Regions from separate parts of the Homo sapiens genome. Here region 1 is linked to region 2. A link is an interaction called in ENCODE POLR2A ChIA-PET data of the cell type or tissue named here. Cell type or tissue: A673. All regions are shown on one strand. Each heading gives the region's core, and the rest is flanking DNA. Links, peaks and the distances in the headings are about the cores only.

Region 1 (9,538 bases), core at 663-8,662, 160 kb before region 2:
CCTTCTGCTCCCATGGAAATCTTAAGTCAGAATCTCATTCCACTGGATGAAGGGACTGAACAAATAGATGGCACCTCTCTTTTGAGAAAGCTGACTTTAATTTGATAAATATTGAGCTCCTGCTACATATGGCACATAGAGCTCTTACCTTGGACATGTGAGAGAAGAAACACACTCTATATTGCTGAACTAAATGTTTTGGAACTATCCAGTGTCTTTCATTGCCAAGCACTGGCTTCCTTAAGACAGAATTGCATCCCAGCCAGATATTGTCAGGATTTACCTATATTAGTCAGGGTCTTAGCTGCAAGCAACAAACCCTACCCTGCCCTGGATGATTTAAGCAGAAATAAACTAGTAAAGAATATGTAGGAGTTCACAGAATCTCCAGGTTGCCGCAGAGTCCAGCTGGAGGACACCCAGTCATGACCAAGGCCCAACCATGCTGTGGGCCTTCAGCAGTGACTCCTACCACCTCCCCTCCTGGACATCGTCTCTGCCACTCACACCCCTGACACTGGGCACTGAATACCAAGTGCCTTGCCCAGCTCTGCTTCAAAACCCCAGGCCTGTGGTGACCCCTGGCTAGGAAACAATTCCTCTGGGTAGCTGCTTCTGGAGTGGGAGTGTCTAACGGGCAGATCTTTGCTACAAGAAAAGCTAGAAGGGTGAGTTGTGGACTTCTGCCTCAGGGAAGCAAGATTTGTAATGTAGAAAAATCCCTAATCATGGGAAGAGAATTCAAACCATGGTTGGTGGCCACAAGTCATGACCAATGTCCACTAATAACCTCCCAGTTTCTAGGTTTTCTTTGCATTCATTAGTCTAATGTATTTGTCAGTTATAGTTTTAGTCTTCTCTCTCCTCCTATCTGCTGTTGTTTGGCATTCTACAGCTTATTCTTATATTAAAAACATCGATAATCCTTGAATCTTAGTTCTAAAGCAAACCCTTGAGGAAGGGAGTGTGAGTGATGACAATTCCTAGCACCTGGAAACCTGCTGTTGACAAAGGAGGAAACAGGCAGGGCCCAGAAATGTGAAATTTCACCATAGCTACTACAGCTGTCCTACTGGCTAGGACCCAGATTTCCCAGAATGTGCTTTGCATAGTGCTAATAGGCGGTGGGCCACAGAGGGAGGGTGTGAGGAAGAGGGGAAGAGAGAGAGGAGGGGGAGGGGGAGGGGAGGTAAAAAAGTGGAGAGGGAGAGGGAGGGAGGAAGAGTGGGGGAAGAAAGAGAAAGGAAAAGGGAAAGAGGGACAGAGAGGGAGAGGGAGGGATATGGACGGAGTGAAGGAGGGGGAGAGAGAGAGAAAGGAAAGACACACACACAGAGACAGAGAAAGGGGGAGAGAGAGAGAGAGAAACAGAAAGAGATCCCTTGCTGAATAAAGTCGGCTGGGTTTTCTCCCTGCAGGACATCTCTGAGACTTTAGTATGCTGCAGGGAAGGTTTCTGCAGCATTTCTCTAACTCTTTAAACCACAAAGCACACTTGGGATATAGGGCATTTAGCTGGGACTCACAGAATACTCTTGGGGAAATATCATAGTACTCTGTGTTCTTACACGTTAGAACTCTGAAGAACACTTCAGATTTGAAACTCAGTGATTTTCATGCAAATACAAGTAATTTTTTTTTTTTTTTTCTGAGACAGAGTTTTGCTCTTGTTGCCCAGGCTGGAGTGCAGTGGTGCAACCTCAGCTCACTACAACCTCCACCTCCTGGGTTCAAGTGATTCCCCTTCCTCAGCCTCCCAAGTAGCTGGGACTACAGGCGTGCACCACCACACCCGGCTAATTTTTTGTATTTTTAGTAGAGACAGGGTTTCATCATGTTGGCCAGGCTGGTCTCGAACTCCTGACCTCAGGTGATCCGCCCACCTCGGCCTCCCAAAGTGCTGGGATTACAGGCATGAGACACCACACCTGGCCGGCCAAATACAAGTAATTTTAAATGTCACTTTTGAGGGCTACTTTATTATTTTTTTGAAACAGAATCTGGCTCTGATGCCTGGACTGGACTGCAGTGGCAGAATCTCGGCTCACGGCAACCTCCACCCCCACGACTCAAGCCATTCTCCCACCACAGCGTCCCAAGTAGCTCAGAGTACAGGCGCACAGTACAATGCCTGCTGAATTTTTGTATTTTTTGTAAAGATGGGGTTTCGCTGTCTCGCCCAGGCTGGTCTCGAACTCCTGAGCTCAAAAGATCCACACAACTCGGCATCCCAAAGTGCTGGGATTACAGGCATGAGCCACGGGCATGAGTCGAGGGCTGCTTTCTAAATTTATTTTATTTTATTTTATTTTGAGACGGACTTTCGCTCTTGTTGCCCAGGCTGGAGTGCAATGGTGCAAATCTCGGCTCACTGCAACCTCCGCCTCCTGGGTTCAAGCAATTCTCCTGACTCAGCCTCCCGAGTAGCTGGGATTACAGGCATCTGCCACCAAGCCCGGCTAACTTTGTATTTTTAGTAGAGATGGGGTTTCTCCATGTTGGTCAGGCTGGTCTCAAACTCCGGACCTCGGGTGATCTGCCCGCCTCGGCCTCCCAAAGTGCTGGGATTACAGGCGTGAGCCACTGCACCCAGTCGAGGGCTACTTTAAAAAGGGAAGGAGGGAACCGTACTCCAGTGCCTTTCCAGTTCTCTAACTTGAGAACGGAACGCCTTGGGAAGTTGCTTTACCCCATCACCGTTTGACTTAGGAAGTGCAACTTGAAATCTTTAAACAACAGAGCCCCCTTACAGGTAAGCTTTATGGTCAAATGATTGTAACTAACACAAGATAAAATAATGTTATCCAGTGAGGAAAAAAGATTTGTCTCCTAGGAAGTCAATTTAATACATACGAAATTACAAATGTGCTTATTTTGCGCAAACTGTAACATTGTCATGAACTGATATTTTTTTTTTTTTTTGAGACGGAGTCTCGCTCTGTCACCTAGGCTGGAGTGCAGTGGCGCAATCCCGGCTCACTGCAAGCTCTACCTCTCGGGTTCACGCCATTCTCCTGCCTCAGCCTCCCGAGTAGCTAGGACTACAGGCGCCCGCCACTATGCCCGGCTATTTTTGTGTATCTTTTAGTAGAGACGGGGTTTCACTGTGTTAGCCAGGATGGTCTCGATCTCCTGACCTCGTGATCAGCCCGCCTCGGCCTCCCAAAGTGCTGGGATTACAGGTGTGAGACACCGCGCCCGGCCATGAACTGATTTTTTAAAAAATCATCACCAAGTTAAACCTGACAGATCTTCTCCAAACTAATTTAACACATATACATGACAAAACCTGCAAAAAAAAATCCTTGGCTCCCACAGGAGCTGGCCCCCAAGCCCTTCACAAGAACAGCTGCACAAGGCTAACACTTCCAACTACGGCATACAATTTGGCTTAGTAATCCTTGGTGCATTTGATATTGAGATATTTAGCAGCCTACTAAAATGCCCGCCACTCCTACTTTTTAAAGGTATTTGTTTGGTTCCGTCTAAATGACCATTAAGATACTGAGAAAACCCATCTTTGAGGTTTGGGAAGCCCTGACAAATCTTTTTTATTTTAAAAACATTGAATTGTGCCAGGCGCGGTGGCTTACGCCTGTAATCCTAGCACTTTGGGAGGCTGAGGCAGGCAGATTACTGAGGTCAGGAGTTCAACACGAGCCTGGCCAACATGGTGAAACCCCGTCTCTACTAAAAATACAAAAAAAAAGTTAGCAAAAATACAAAAAAAAGGCGCAGTGGTGCGTGCCTGTAATCCCAGCTACTCGGGAGGCTGAGGCAGGAGAATCGCTTGAACCCAGGAGGCGGAGGTTGCAGTGAGCTGAGATCACATCACTGCACTCCAGCCTGGGCTACAGACCGAGACTTTGTCTCAAAATACAAACAAACGAACGAACAAAAAACTCGTTGAATTGTGAAGGTTGCCATGCAGCAACCAGTCCAGTTACTCTAAAATACTGCCTTACTCAAGAGAGGCTTTCATAGTTATCAGTATATTCACTTCTTTTAAACCACATTTTCTTAAAAAGTGAATTATTTTCCACGAGATTATCAAACTGTTGAATCTTGTCATGGGAAACTAAAGGCAAATTAGCAATGATCTTATGGTAAAACTTGCTAGATATATTTTTCCTTTTTTTTTTTTTTTGCATGTGAGACTGAGAACAGATACTATTTTAAAACAATTTATATGTCGGCCTTGATGTGTCTAAACATCCAGAAACAATAAGAGGACTCTGTTTCCAGGACTCTTTAAAACCAAGCCAGTCGCCCCACTCTTCAGTTGCTTTGTTCTTGGTATTCCCATTCCATGTGAAAACATTTAATCCAGGTCCTAACCCTCAACTATCCCATGAGTATGTGAATTACAGATTCTTGCACATCTGAAGTACTTTCTTGTGGCTTTTTGGGGTTTTGCTTTGTTTTGTTTATCCTACACAACTTCCTTCCTTCCTTCCTACACTCAGCTCCCCAGGGCTTTTAGAGATAGGCTAACCACTAATCATGTCCTCTTGCTGCAGTGGGACAGGAGACCCAGATCCAGGCTCCTCCCTCTGCTCCTGGCTCGAGGAGGATGTAAGCAATAATGGCCATCTCAAACAACACTGCTATTCACAGCATGGAGATCTGGGAAACATCCTTGAATTCAGATAGTGAAATTAGCTGCTTTTAAAGTAACACACAGCTGTTCTGCATGGAAGCGTTGTTACCGTCTCCCAGGCGGTAACTTGCATGTTTTAGCCTCTACGGTCGGCCTCCCATTAGGTGGTCCCCTCTGAAGACAGCTGGTCTGAGAGCTAGCTCATGTAGTCGCCATTCTCAGAACGTTCCCAAAACACAGGACAAGTTCTTAGCAGATGTAGGTGATTCAAATGCTTCCCCTCCCCAAGTGTTCTTCTCAAGGGCCACTTGGATTCCAGGGGCCACTGCTAACCTTAGTAACTGTCATTCTTTCCATTTCTTGCCTTCCTCTTGCAAGTGGAGAGTTTATAAACTCCACTGACTCATTTATGAAGCTCTGAGCCAAATCCGGGGCCTTGGACCACAGTGTACACCTGCTGGTCAAAAATTAAACCTACCAAGGGGAAAAAAGCCTCAACTGATCACTCCTAAAAGTGGGACAAGCTCCTCTGGATCCAAATGCCTGTAGCCAACACTCCTTTCACTCGTTCACTCCCAGAGCTTCCACTTAAGTTTCTTCATGGAAATGGTTTGCTATCAACAGAAGAGCAAGCCCTTGTGGGCACTTCATATCAAAGCACTTTTCAAATGGCACTTGGGACGCCAACCACTCCAGGCTTGGGGCACTTGACTCACTGAGTTAAATTAAGGCACACAAAGGACAAGTGCTTTTCCCAAGGCCTGTGATGAGGCGCAGGGTCAAGACAGCCTCCTAAACTGATCAAGGCTTTGAAATAGGACAGGGCTCAATGACCACCACACAGAGCCATCAATGGGTGTTGGAAAAGCAACGGTTGTATAGTCAGGAAGATGCTTGAGCCCCACTCTGGCTCTACAGCTTCTTAGCTCTGAGTCTTTGTTCTTGTTACTTTACCTCTTAAGTCTCAGTCTCCTCATCTACAAAGTGGTGATAATTCCTACTTGCATTAAGTGAGAATGCTGGCAAATGCTTAAGGTACAGTGCCTGGCACTTCACAGACACTCATAAATGGTGACCTTACAGCTTTGTCGTGTCCTCGCTGTTGTTCTCATTGCTTCCTTTTTAGCTCTCTTAATTAACGTAGGGTCTGAAGACCATGGTTGGCTCTGCCCGCAGAAAGTCAAGGAACTTTAAAAGTTCAATAAACACGTTTGAGATGCATTCTTGTTCTCCAAAAGGCAGTAAACCAAGGCAGAAAAATGCACCCCTTTTCCAAAAGGGATTTGAAACAAAGCCCTTTGGAAGCAGATGAGACTGGTAGCATGTTCCTTTGTGAGCAAGATTAGGCACAAGAATGAAGCAAGCCAGCAGTTTTCTCAAGGTATACAGTGGCACCCTGGAGAGTAAGCCCGAAGAGTCTCAAGAGTCCCCAGGCGGAAAAGCCTTTGCCTTCATTCTCTTAGGAAACTCCTAATTAAGTGAAACCTTCTGTACAAACATACCAAGATTTTTTATTAATATCATTTAGTCTGTAGCTTAATTCTTACAAAATTTCCCTGGTTTCTGATTCACATTTTTCTAAGTGCAAAAGACCCCTTCCTAAGAGTGTCACCTCAATTTCTGGAAGTGGAGCCAGGTATCTGCATTGTCACTAGCTCAAGAGAGTCTCAGGCACCCCAAAGTTTGAGAATCACTGGCCCGAGTGTTGCTAGAAATGCTCGGAGAAGGGGCGAAGGTGGGAAAAAATGGAGCACCTACGGAGACTCGGAATTCACAGTCTAAATGGAAATCGTTTACACTGATATTGTCACAAATCCAAGCTATCTGGGGTGAATGGTTTCCTGATTTTTTCTCCATAAATCAATGTGGATATTCTTGGCAAGCTCTGCTCCTCTGCAGGGTGGGCAGCTGTGAGTCAAGCTGCCTCCTCTTCTCTTGACCTTGTCTTCCTGCTTTTTGCAGATGCAATTCTTTCCCTGTCTGCCTCACAGCTAATTATTTCAGCAGACAAGCTCAGAGCCTGAAGAAAACAGGGTGTATTCTTGAAAGTAGTAACTGTACTGAAATTTAGTGGGAAAAGTTTCTCCTTTAGCCCTATCTTCTGAATAAAATCAGCTAGTGGTGTGAGCTGCCATTTGGTTTAGGTTGACAGTTAGCAAATCATGCCTTCTGAGTTTAAGGTACTCTTTAGTATTCTATTTTATCCTAACAGTTCAGGGAACTTGGGAGCAGCAAAGGTTTTTGCGATCTGGGCCAAAGTCACAAGTTTTCTAGTTTCAATGGTGGGGATGGGGGTGGAAGAACCATAAATCCAATCCTCTTTAGACTCTTAAAACATGGAATTTCATTACATAAATCATTCTCTTCACGTATTTGTTCAAAAGTGCAACAAAACAAAGCTTTCATTTAGGATATTCAAGGAAGCCTGTCTTACTGTTATTAAAGCACCTGAGGGAGGATTTGTGTTGGCTCACACCACAAATCTTAGCTTCTTTTGAATGGTATGAACAGAAAAAAAATGTTTAAGGCATAAAAGAGTTGCTATGAAATGGAAATGATGAAGATCATTTTCATGCAACACTAAGACTGGTCGGATTAACCAAAAGAAATCAACATAAAGTTGTCATACCATTTAAAAAATAGTAGCTTAAAGTCAGAAGATAGTTTTCCTCACACCACCTATACCTTGTGTTTCAAAAACACAAATGGTGAACACTGGCACTCCCCAAATCCACATTATGAACTGCATTCTGTATTAGGGGACCATGTCAGTTTTGATATCATAAGAAACATAATTATAGCAGTCATTAATGTGTGGACTGTTGGTCACCATAAACAATTCAATACTTCCACTTTTGAACAAGTTGCATCCAAAAGTTCATTTGTCAGTTGCATAGAACTTGAAATACATACATGCTCTCTAAAAGTAAAGCTACATCTGGTAGGTTGGTTTCTTGGCCTGATTATAAATCACTTTCATGTATCAAGCAGCTAAACTTGTAGCATTAGCTGTACTAGCTTGAGTTCAGGAAGCTGGAACACTGCAAGTCGGAAGCGAGGAGAAAGGAATGTTGAAATGAGCAGTTTGCTTTGGTTATTTTACCACTTCCAGCACTCAACTCTCATCTACCAAGGTGAGCTTGCCCTAAAAAGTGAGCTTGCTCTAAAAACTGAATTTCCTCAGGAACCTACCAATTTTCTCCAATGCACTCCTTAGGCCAAAGTTACAGACCTTCCTTTCACTTACATCACAAAGAGCTGCTAATCTCCCCTAGGCGTCAGTGTGAGTCTCTGGATTTCCTTTTAATACAAATGGATGTGTAAATGACTGATGGTGCTTTAACCATCCCAGAACTGGCCTTTTTAATGAAAAGGTGTTTATCATCCATTTGAACTGAAGATCCATTTGGGGGAGGTGGAGCAGAGGTCAGCACACTGGCAAAAGATGGTCTCTAAGTGGTTCCGGCTTCCCAGGGCTGCTTCCTGTGTCACTTCTGAACCCATCTGCTAAAAGCCCTAGTTTTCCCCAGGAAGAGGAGGAAAGAAGGGCATTGCAGGTGTGGGCCCAGGAGAGTGGTTCATACTTTGAAGCCTGACTGTCCTCTTAGCCCCTAAAACAGGAGTATGAGAGTTGTGGGGGAAGAGTTGGAAAACAAGCAAACCCTCAGGCTCCATTCGGTGGTCCAGAGTGGGGCTCAAGGAAGCCTGCTTTTTTTTTTTTTTTTTTTTTTTTAAGATGGAGTCTCGCTCTGTCACCCAGGCTGGAGTGCAGTGGCTGATCCCAGCTCACTGTAACCTCCACCTCCTGGGTTCAAGCCATTCTCCTGCCTCAGCCTCCTGAGTAGGAATAGTTGGAATTACAGGCGACCGCCACCATGCCCGGTTTGTACTTTTAGTAGAGACAGGGTTTTGTCGTGTTGATCAGGCTGGTCTCGAACTCCTGACCTCAGGTGATCCCCCACTGCCTTGGCCTCCCAAAGTGCTGGGATTACAGGCGTGAGCCACCGCGCCCCGCCTAAGAGCCTGCATTTTTAACAAAAGGAACATGTGATTCTGACCCCATACTGAAAAAGACATTTGAAGGACAAGTAATTTGTTTTAAAAATACAGATAATCATACTTTAGCTACATCACTTCCTGTGGGATGTTTTCATTTTAGAGACTCCTTTAGAATTCCAAGTTGTGTAAGCAGGGAACTTAGAGGTTGAATATTATCTGCTTGAATTCCACCTAAACTACTAAGTAAAAGCAAAACAAAGAGGACAGCCTCCTTAATTGATTCTTTGAATCAAGGTCCTTTAAATTGTCACCATAGTTTAGGTTCCACTCCTTCCTAATAGCTCTTAAATAAAAATTAATTAATGCCAGAAGCTTTCAAATGTAGATCTAAGTTAGCAGGGAAAAAAAAAACACATCTGGAGGTAAATTGTAGGTTTCCAATAAAGGGGTCAAATGTGTATTATCAATTTAACAACTGAGCCTCATTTAGGCCCAAATTTCTTACTCTTCAAACACTAAGTTGTCACAAAATATAAAAATATAAGAATATATACATGTAAACATAAGAAAATATGAAAATATAAGAATTAACAACTCAGGAAACCCTTAGATTTTTATATATTATTATTATTGAGATGGAGTCTCGCTCTGTTGCCCAGGCTGGAGTGCAGTGGCATGATGTTGGCTCACTGCAGCCTCTGTCTCCTGGGTTTAAGCAATTCTCCTGCCTCAGCCTCCTGAGTAGCTGGGATTACAGGTATGCGCCACCACACCTAATTTTTTGTATTTTTAGTGGAGACAGGTTTTGCTATGTTGGCCAGGCTGGTCTCAAACTCCTGACCTCAAGTGATCCGCCTGCCTCGACCTCCCAAATTGTTGGGATTACACAATGCCCAGCAAGATTTGGTTTTCTAAAGTAAAATAGATCGCTTAATTTTC
Region 2 (9,538 bases), core at 750-8,749:
TTAGTGAAAATTACTTAGGGTGAGAGGAAGTGAGGGATATTTTATTAGGGGAGGTCACAAGGGCAGTGAGCAATCAGATTTTTAGTAATCTGACTTAAGCAGTTTCTTTTTGTTTTAATGAAGCTTGTTATCTTTATAAAAGTAATTAGAGAAAATTTGGAAAATAAAGGAAAGAAAGAAAAGTTCTTTAGTGTTTTATCACGCAAATACAAGCTCATTCGTTTTTAACATCTTGTTCCAAACTCCAAAGTCTTGCTTTCTCTTCAATTAAAACTTTAATGGGTGGATGCTTTTCCTGCTTCCAGTATGTTATCTTAATAACTAACAATGGTATATTAGCTAATGTTTACAAATGTACTCCAGATGTTCCTTAAGTTACTTTGGTTTATCATTACCAATTTATATTGTTTCTTTTAGAAATTTATAATCTTTGTTAATGGGTTCTGCTAAATTTGGTAGTGAAAATGGGATCTTGAGAAAAAAGATTCTGAAGCAACAGAATTTTTAGATTTATATTGGTTTACATAAGAGTTGGTAGCTGTATTACTTTTTTTGTTTGTTTTGTTTTTTTTTTGAGACGGAATCTTGCTCTGTCGCCCGGGCCTTGGCCTCCCAAAGTGTTGGGATTACAGGCGTGAGCCACTGTGCCTGGCTGTTTGTGTTTTTTTTTGTTTTTGTTTTCTTTTCTTTTTCTTTTTTTCGAGATGGAGTCTCACTCTGTCACCCAGGCTGGAGTGCAGTGGCGCGATCTTGGCTCACTGCAATCTCTGCCTCCTGGGTTCAAGCGATTTTCCTGCCTTGGTCTCCTGAGTAGCTGGGATTACAGGCATTTGCCACCATAACCAGCTAATTTTTGTATAGAGTACCCAGCCATCTCTAATGTTGATCAGGCTGAAGCAGGTGGATCACCTAAGGTCAGGAGTTCAAGACCAGCCTGGCCAATATGGCAAAACCCTATCTCTACTAATACAGAAAATTATCTGGGTGTGTTGGCTGGCGCCTGTAATCCCAGCTACTCGGGAGGCTGAGGCAGGACAATCTCTTGAACCTCGGAGGTGGAGGTTGCAGTGAGCCGAGATCACACCATTGCACTCCAGCCTGGGCAACAGAGCAAGACTTGTCTCAAAAAAAAAAAAAAAAAAAAAAAAAAGGCAATTGAAAGTGTAATCTGAACAGTTAAAAAAGTAGATAGAAAGGGTTAAAGCTTTTTTTTGAGGATCTGAAGAAAAATGTGGATTTTTTTTGAGCTACGTTTTGAAGCAGGCAGTGATTATTTCAGCACATTAAGAAATGCTTAACATGGCCAGGCGCAGTGGCTCACGCCTGTAATCTCAGCACTTTGGGAGGCCGAGGTGGGCGGATCATTTGAGGTCATGACCAGCCTGGCCAACATGATGAGACACTGCCTCTACTAAAAATACAAAAATTAGCTGGGTGTGGTGGTGCACGCCTGTAATTCCAGCTACTCAGGAACCTGAGGCAGGAGAGTCACTTGAACCTGGGAGGCGGAGGCTGCAGTGAGTCCAGATCATGCCACTGCACTCCAGCCTGAGGGACAGAGTGAGACTCCTCAAAAAAAAAAAAAAAAAAAGAAAGAAATACTTAACATTATTCTCGTGATTATTCTCATAACATTTTTCATAATCCACTGGCTTCCAGTGGATTTTTTTAGTGTCAAGAAAATAATTTTGATTGGTTCATCTTTAAGGAATGTGTTAAGAATAAAGCATGTCTACCTGTCTTCAGTATACCAGCTAACTATAGTAGGAAGAAATATAGTAGTCTACTTAGATCAACTATAATTCTTTAATGCAGAAAAAGTTTAAAGTATTTACCTTATTTTTAGCCCCCATCCCCTTAAGTATATCATGGCTCCAGAATCTCTGAAAATGTTATCAGTCTTTCAGACTTTGCTCTTCTTTCATGTTATACTCAAGAAACATTTGACCTTTTTTTTTTTTTTTGCTTGCATTGTGTTTCAAATAATTTTTAACAAAACTTAAGTGTTTGAAAGTGAAAGCAGGTTGTCTTTGTGACTTTTGGTGGTGGTTTGAAAAACTCAGAAAAGTTTAAAGAAGAAAGATAACTAGTATTCTCATTGTCCAGAATATGATTTTTTAAATGTCTATAGAATATCACCATCTGTAATTCTTCCGGTAATTTAAGTATTCAGTAGTTGTATAAAACCTTTAAAATATATATATTGAGAATTTTGTGTGAATGAGATGATGAGATAATCTTGTAGGATCATTTAAAGATAAGAACTGAGGCCTGGCACAGTGGCTCATGCCTATAATCACAGCACTTTGGGAGGCCCAGGCGGTAGATCACCTGAGGTCAGGAGTTTGAGACCAGCCTGGCCAACATGGCAAAACCCTGTCTCTACTAAGCATAGAAAAATTAATTGGGTGTGGTCGTGCCTGCGTGTAGTCCCAGCTGCTTGGGAAGCTGAGGCGGGAGAATCTCTTGAACCCTGGAGGTGGGCATTGCAGTGAGCTGAGATTGCGCCACTGCACTCCAGCCTGGGCGACAGAGCAAGACTCTGTCTCAAAATAAAGTAAAATAAAATGAAGATAACAACTGAAATTTCACATTAAAAATTTTTTTGTAGCGACTGTGCCTCCTATGTTGTGCAGGCTGGTCTCAAACTCCTGGCCTCAAGCGATCCTTCCAAAGCACTGGGTGGGCCACCATGTCCAGCCTGAAATTTTGCATTAAAAAATTTCCCGCTTTTGGCTGGGCGAGGTGTCTCACGCCTGTAATAGCAGTTTGGGAGGCCGAGGCAGGCAGATCACTTGAGGTCAGTTCTAGACCGGCCTGGCCAATGTGGTGAAACCCTGCCTCTACTAAAAACACCAAATTAGCTAGGCGTGGTGGTGTGCGCTTGTAGTCCCAAGCTACTGAGGAGGCTGAGACAAGAGAATCGCTTGAATCTGGGAAAAAGAGGTTGCCGTGAGCCAAGATTGGCCACTGCACTCCAGCCTGGGTGACAGAGTGAGATTCTGTCTCAAAAAAATAAAAAATAAAAATTTCCCCCTTTAATCAAATTAAGTTAAAATGAGGGATGTTAGACAGTTTTTAACCATCAAATATTTTAGTTTAGTTTTTTTTTTTAACGTTGTCTTAAAGATGGAAGTGCTTCAAAATCAAATCTTCCTTGCCAGTTCTCTACTTGGCTTCTTTTTTTTTCTTTTTGAGACAGAGTCTCACTTTGTCACTGGAGTGCGTTGGCGTGATCTCGGCTCACTGCAACCTCCGCCTTCCAGGTTTAAGTGATTCTTCCACCTCAGCCTCTCAAGTAGCTGGGAGTACAGGTGTGTGCCACCACACCCGGCTAATTTTTGTAGTTTTAGTAGAGACAGGGTTTCACTATGTTGGCCAGGCTGGCCTCAAACTCCTGACCTCGTGATCCACCCACCTCAGCCAAATTGCTGGGATTACTTGTGTGAGCCACGCGCCTGGCTTCTACTTGGCTTTTAAAGGGAATTTTGCTTTCTGAGTAATTTTATTTCTCAGGTATCTTGGTCTTTTTAATTCTGGAAGCAATCTTAATAATTTATGTATGTGCCCTGTAATCCCAGCACTTTGGGAGGCCGAGGTGGGCGAATCACGAGGTCAGGAGATCGAGACCATCCTGGCTAACACGGTGAAACCCCATCTACTAAAAATACAAAAAATTAGCTGGGCGTGGTGGCAGGCGCCTGTAGTCCCAGCTACTTGGGAGGCTGAGGCAGGAGAATCATTTGAACCCGGGAGGCAGAGCTTGCAGTGAGCCGAGATCGCGCCACTGCACTCCAGCCTGGGCGACAGAGCGAGACTCTGTCTCAAAAAAAAAAAAAAAAAAATTTACGTATGTGCTAACATCCTGCTATATTCACCTTCCATAGCAATCTGTTGGCTGTGTGTTGTGTATGTGTGTGTTTTCTCTTCTGGGTAGTTTTGACTATACCTATGTGATGGTTTCACTATTTGTAGTTTGAATAGTTCAGTTTTATTTTGGATAGTAAAGAAGAGCTTGCTTTTTTTTTTTTTTTTTTTTTGTCTGAGACGGAGTCTTGTTCTGTTGCCCAGGCTGGAGTGCAGTGGTGTGATCTGGGCTCACTGCAAGCTCTGCCTCCTGGGCTCACACCATTCTCCTGCCTCAGCCTCCCGATTAGCTGGGACTACAGGTGCCCGCCGCCAGGCCCAGCTAAATTTTTGCATTTTTTAGTAGAGATGGGGTTTCACTGTGTTAGCCAGGATGATCTCCTGACCTTGTGATCCACCTGCCTCTGCCTCTCAAAGTGCTGAGATTACAGGCGTGAGCCACCACGTCTGGCCAGAATAGCTTTCTTTTGTGGCAAGCTATATACTTTCCTAATATATGAACATGTTTAGGGTAAAATAAGATGCTTCTTAACGTTTTGAGATTTAAAAAAAATTTGCTAATCAACTTTGAGTGTCTGTTTTTTGAGATATAGGGTCTTACTCTGTCACGCAGGCTACAGTGCAGTGATGCAATCATAACTTACTATAGCCTCCAACTCCTAGCCGGGTTTCAGTGATCCTCCCACCTCAGCCTCCTGAGTAGCTGAGAATACAAGCGCGTGCCACCACACCTGGCTAATTTTTTTTTTTTTTTTGTATTTTTTGTAGGGATGGGATTTCAATATGTTGCCCCAGGCTAGTCTCAAATTCCTGGTCTCGAGATCCACCTGCCTCAGCTTCCCAAAGTGCTGGGATTATAGGCATGAGCCCCACGCTTGGCTGAGTGTCTTAAGATGAAGAAAAACTGAAAATGGGTGTAGTGTGCCAGTGCATGAGGTATTTTAAATGTGTAGCTTACCAGCTTTTTTTTTTTTTTTTTTTTTTTTTTTTTTGAGATAGAGTCTTGCTCTGTCACCCAGGCTGGAGTGCAGTGGCACAATCTTGGCTTACTGCAACGTCTGTCTCCCGGGTTCCAGCATTTCTTCTGCCTCAGCCTCCTGAGTAACTGGGACTACAGGCGTCCACCACCACGGCCAGCTAATTTTTATATTAGTAGAGATGGGGTTTCACCATGTTGGCCAGGCTGGTCTCCAACTCCTGACCTCAGGTGATCCGCCTGCCTTGGTCTCCCAAAGTGCTAGGATTACAGGCGTGAGCCACTACGTTTGGCTGCTTATCAGCTTTTTACCACTTTGTCGCCACTACATTTTGGAATTTTCCTTTGAGAATTAGGCAAAATGCCCAGACTCCCCCCCGGCCCCCGCTTTAGAGGGAGAGGGGAGCAATTAGACTATTCCTTTGTTTCCCTATAGAAGGTGGGGCTGAGATTACTGCTTTGATATCTGGAATGTAATTTAGGGAAGAAAATTTAGGTCTTGGCCTTTCTTTGGAACCACCCTGGGAGTGTTGCAGATTATTAATAGGGTAATGGTGGAATGATATTCAGGGGAAAAATGGTCCTGAGGAGCCAGAGAACTAAGTGTTAGTTTGTTGGCTGACTGAAACATGTGAGAGATAGGGTACAGAAGAAGTAGGAAATAGTTTTCCTTGGTACTTCTGTGACAGGTTGGCTCAATTGGCTGGAACACCCTACACTGCTTTATTAAATCCAAGGTTGTGATAGGTTCCAGTTAAGTTTACTGTGTTCTATGCTTGTAGATTTCCTAATTAGGACAAGTAGTGTTAAATATGCATGCCTTTATTCACAAGAGGGACCATTCTTTTGGAAACATCACTTTTTAATAATACTAGGTGCTATTTAGCACTTACTCGGTGCCAGCCACGTGGCTATGGTTTTTTTTTTTTTTTTTTTCGAGACATGATCTAGCTCTGTCTCCCAGGCTGGAGTGGTGGTAGCACAGTCATGGCTCACTGCAGTCTCAACCTCCTGTACTCTAGTGATCCTCCTGTCTCAGCCTCCTGAGTAACTGGCACCATGCCTGGCTAATTTTTTTTTAAGAGATGAGATGTCGCTATGTTGCCTATGCTGGTCTCGAACACCTGGGCTCAAGTGATCCTCCTGCCTGAGCCTCTCAAAGTGTTGGGATTACAGGTGTGACCCACCTCACTTGGCCATCTATGGTCTTTACATAGGGCATTTTGTGCAGTCTGCGTCTCAAACTAGTGATCTTCAACAGTGAAACTCAGTGAATTATGTAATTCATGTTTTCCAAGAACAATGATGGATTTAATTTCTCTGAATGTATTTCCTTTGTATAATAATAGTACTTAAGTGGAATTACTCTTTGTCCTTTCTACTCTCCTTATAGATATTTTCTGGTATCTTGATTTGGGACTGTTACATTTAACCCATTTATGGTCGTGTAGCCATACTCACGTTACATTTGATGCATCTGCTCCCTTTGTGTCTATATACTCATATAACATTTTGCATAAAGTTATAGGCAGTTCACACCAAGGCTGTTCATGAACCTCAGATTAAGAATACTTGATTTAGGAGATTGAAAACAGAAAAGAGAATGTTAACTATCATTATCAATATTAAAATGTGAAAATCTGAGAGTGACAAAGCTTAGCTTTAAATCTGGTATCCCAAACTCATTTGAGTTTTTTTTTTTTTTTTTTTTTTTTTGAGACAAGGTGTCGCTTTGTCCCCCAGGCTGGAGTGTAGTGGTGTGATCTTGGCTCACTGCAACCTCCACCTCCCAGGTTCAAGTGATTCTCCTGCCTCAGCCTCTGAAGTTGCTGGGATTACAGGCTGCGCCACCACGCCCAGCTAATTTTTTGTATTTATAGTAAAGACGGAGTTTCACCTTATTGGCCAGGCTGGTCTCAAACTCCTGATCTTGTGATCCTCCCGCCTCGGCCTCCCAAAGTGCTGGGATTACAGGTGTGAGCCACTGTTCCCGGCCTAATTTGAGTTTTAAAATGTGGAGTTTAAGATGTTAGTCTTAAAGTGGGTTAGATGAAATTTATAAAAATAGTCAAATAGCTAAATTTATAAAAGGCCATTTGAAACAATTTTGTGAAATATATAATGTGGATAATTATGTAGTGCTTTATGTGTAGATTGGTGGTTAGCATCTGCCTGATGAAGAGCAGTTGGATTTCTTACTTACTAAAGCTAGTGAAATCTGAACTCCAAATTAGGCATCTTCACCAGGCTTTTTTGAGCCGAGCTAACTTACTCTCTTTTTTATTTTTATTTTTTAATTAATTAATTTTTTTTTTTTTTTTTTTTTTTTTGTAGAGACAGGATCTCCCCATGTTACCCAGGCTTGTCTCTGGCTCCTTGGCTCAAGCAGTCCTCCTACCTTAGCCTCCCAAAGTGCTAGGATTACAGCTGTGAGCCACTGCGCCAGGCTGAGCTTATTCTCTACTAACACAAGTGTTCTAATTTAATTTAAGCAGTGAATCACACTTTTCTTTGTATTTGGTCAGGTTCTGGGTGCTAGTTTATATATGATTTGATTCATTCTGATAGGGTTTTTTTGTTTTTTTTTGTTTTTGTTTTTTTGTTTTTTTTTGAGACAGAGTCTAGCTCTGTCGCCCAGGCTGGAGTGTGGTGGCTCGATTTCGGGTCATTGCAACTTCTGCCTCCCACCCAGGCTGGAGTGCAGTGGCTCGATTTCGGGTCATTGCAACCTCTGCCTCCCAGGTTCAAGCGATTCTCCTGCCTCAGCCTCCTGAGTAGCTGGGATTACAAGCACCCACCACCATGCCCGGCTAATTTTGTGTATTTTTAGTAGAGACTGGGTTTCACCATGTTGACCACGCTGGTCTCGAACTCCTGACCTCAGGTGATCTGCCTGCCTTGGCCTCCCAAAGTGCTGGGATTACAGGTGTGAGCCACCACACCAGGCCTCAAGAACTTTTTATTTTTGAGACAGGGTCTCACTCTGTCACCCAGGCTGGAGTACAGTGGTGAGATCATGGCTTACTGCAGCCTGGACTTCCCAGGCTCTGGTGATCCTCCCATCTCAGCCCCTGGAGTAATTAGGAATATAGACACACACCCATGCCTGGCAGTTTTTGTATTTTTTTTCTTTTTTCTCTTTTTTTGTAGAGACTGGGTTTCACATGTTGTATCAGGCTGGTTTTGAACTCCTGAGCTCAAGCAATCCTCACTCTTTGACCTCCCAACGTGCTGGGATTACAGGCATGAGCCACTGTACCTGGCCTTTTCTACATTAAAAACTTTTTATTAAAAAACCCAAATCTTCCTTGTGGTTGTATATACATATATACATAGGTACACACATGGAGAATTTTACCTTGGAGGAAGGCTTGGTAAAGAAAATAGCCCTTTGGGCCGGGTGCGGGGGCTGACGCCTGTAGTCCTAGCACTTTGGGAGGCTGAGGTGGGCGGATTGCCTGAGCTCAGGAGTTCAAGACCAGCCTGGGCAACACAGTGAAACCCTGTCTCTACTAAAATACAAAAAATCAGCTGGGTGTGGCAGCATGTGCCTGTAGTCCCAGCTACTTGGGAGGCTGAGGCAGGAGAACTGCTTGAACCCGGGAGGCAGAGGTTGCAGTGAGCCGAGATTGTGCTACTGCACTTCAGCCTGCGCGACAGAGCAAAACTCTGTCTCAAAAAAACAAACAAACAAACAAAAAAGGAAAATAGCCTTTCTCTATCATCAGAGTATATTAAGAGTTGAGTTTTTTTTTCTGTTTTTTAAAATTTTTGTTGTTTATTTTAAATTACAAAACATGGACTCTGCTTACAAATTAAGAAAATGACTCATGTTCAAACAAGCATAATCAATATAACAGTTAATACAAGTTAAATATTGTAATATGTTTACGGAATAGCATGGCAAAATAGTGCAAAAGATTTGGGGAAGGGGCCTATAATTTCTGTTAACAGAAAGTTTTAGTTATGTTGATTCAACTGGAGAGGAACAGAGCTCCCAGAAGGACTCCAGAACACTTGATGCTTGTCTGAGTGGGGTCAGCAGCACTGAGTTCCCACCAGACAGAAAGTTTGTGTGTGTACATTATTTCCCTTAACTGCCACAATAATCCCATGAAGAAAATGCCCTAGTTTTACAAACAAGGAAACAGAGGCAGAGAAGAGTTAAATGACTTGCCCAAGGGCATTCAAAGTAAGCAACTGAATTGGAATTTTAACTCAAAGGCTTGGATGTCCCACTACAACAAATAGGCTGTTTCTGCTTTACTACATGTGCTTACTTCTAAGAATTTAACATTTTAGGCTGGTTGTGGTGGCTCACTCCTGTAATCTCAGCACTTTCGGAGGCTGAGGTGGGTAAATCACTTGAGCTCAGGAGTTTGAGACCAACCTGGGCAACATGGTAAAACCTCATCTCTACCAAAAAAAAAAAAAAAAACTAGCTGGACGTGGTGGCACGCGCCTGTGGTCCCAGCTACTCAGGAGGCTGAAGTAGGAGGATCGTTTGAGCCTGGGAGGTGGAGGTTGCAGTGAGCCCACATTGCATCACTGCACTCTAGCCTAGGTGACAGAGTGAGAGCCTATCTCACACACAAAAAAAAGAATTTAAAATTTTAGTCAAGTAATTAGGCACTAACATTTTGTGGTCAGTTACTTTACGAATTCATGGTTGGAGGCCTGATGTGGTGGCTCATG

What was found. ChIA-PET counts read pairs that join two places held together with the same protein. Peaks named below come from ENCODE experiments on the same cell type or tissue, not always from the same donor. Only the 100,000 strongest peaks of a DNase experiment are listed, where the experiment ranks them.
Region 1: POLR2A ChIA-PET joins it to region 2 with 12 read pairs; 3 of 35 experiments call an interaction of 5 or more read pairs at or near these places.

What each region holds. Positions count from the first base shown.
Region 1 is chr2:65,273,786-65,283,323 of GRCh38, reverse strand. No RefSeq gene overlaps it. Among named protein-coding and RNA genes, the nearest start is that of ACTR2, 51 kb to the right of the region's middle. RefSeq lists an enhancer at 7,564-8,231. In A673, for the core only: no CTCF peak of the experiment used is centred there; a DNase peak (open chromatin) is centred at 4,493; H3K27ac peaks cover 878 bases.
Region 2 is chr2:65,117,477-65,127,014 of GRCh38, reverse strand. The region is part of intron 1 of RAB1A (RAB1A, member RAS oncogene family); the gene reads left to right. Among named protein-coding and RNA genes, the nearest start is that of RAB1A, 7.9 kb to the left of the region's middle. In A673, for the core only: no CTCF peak of the experiment used is centred there; no DNase peak of the experiment used is centred there.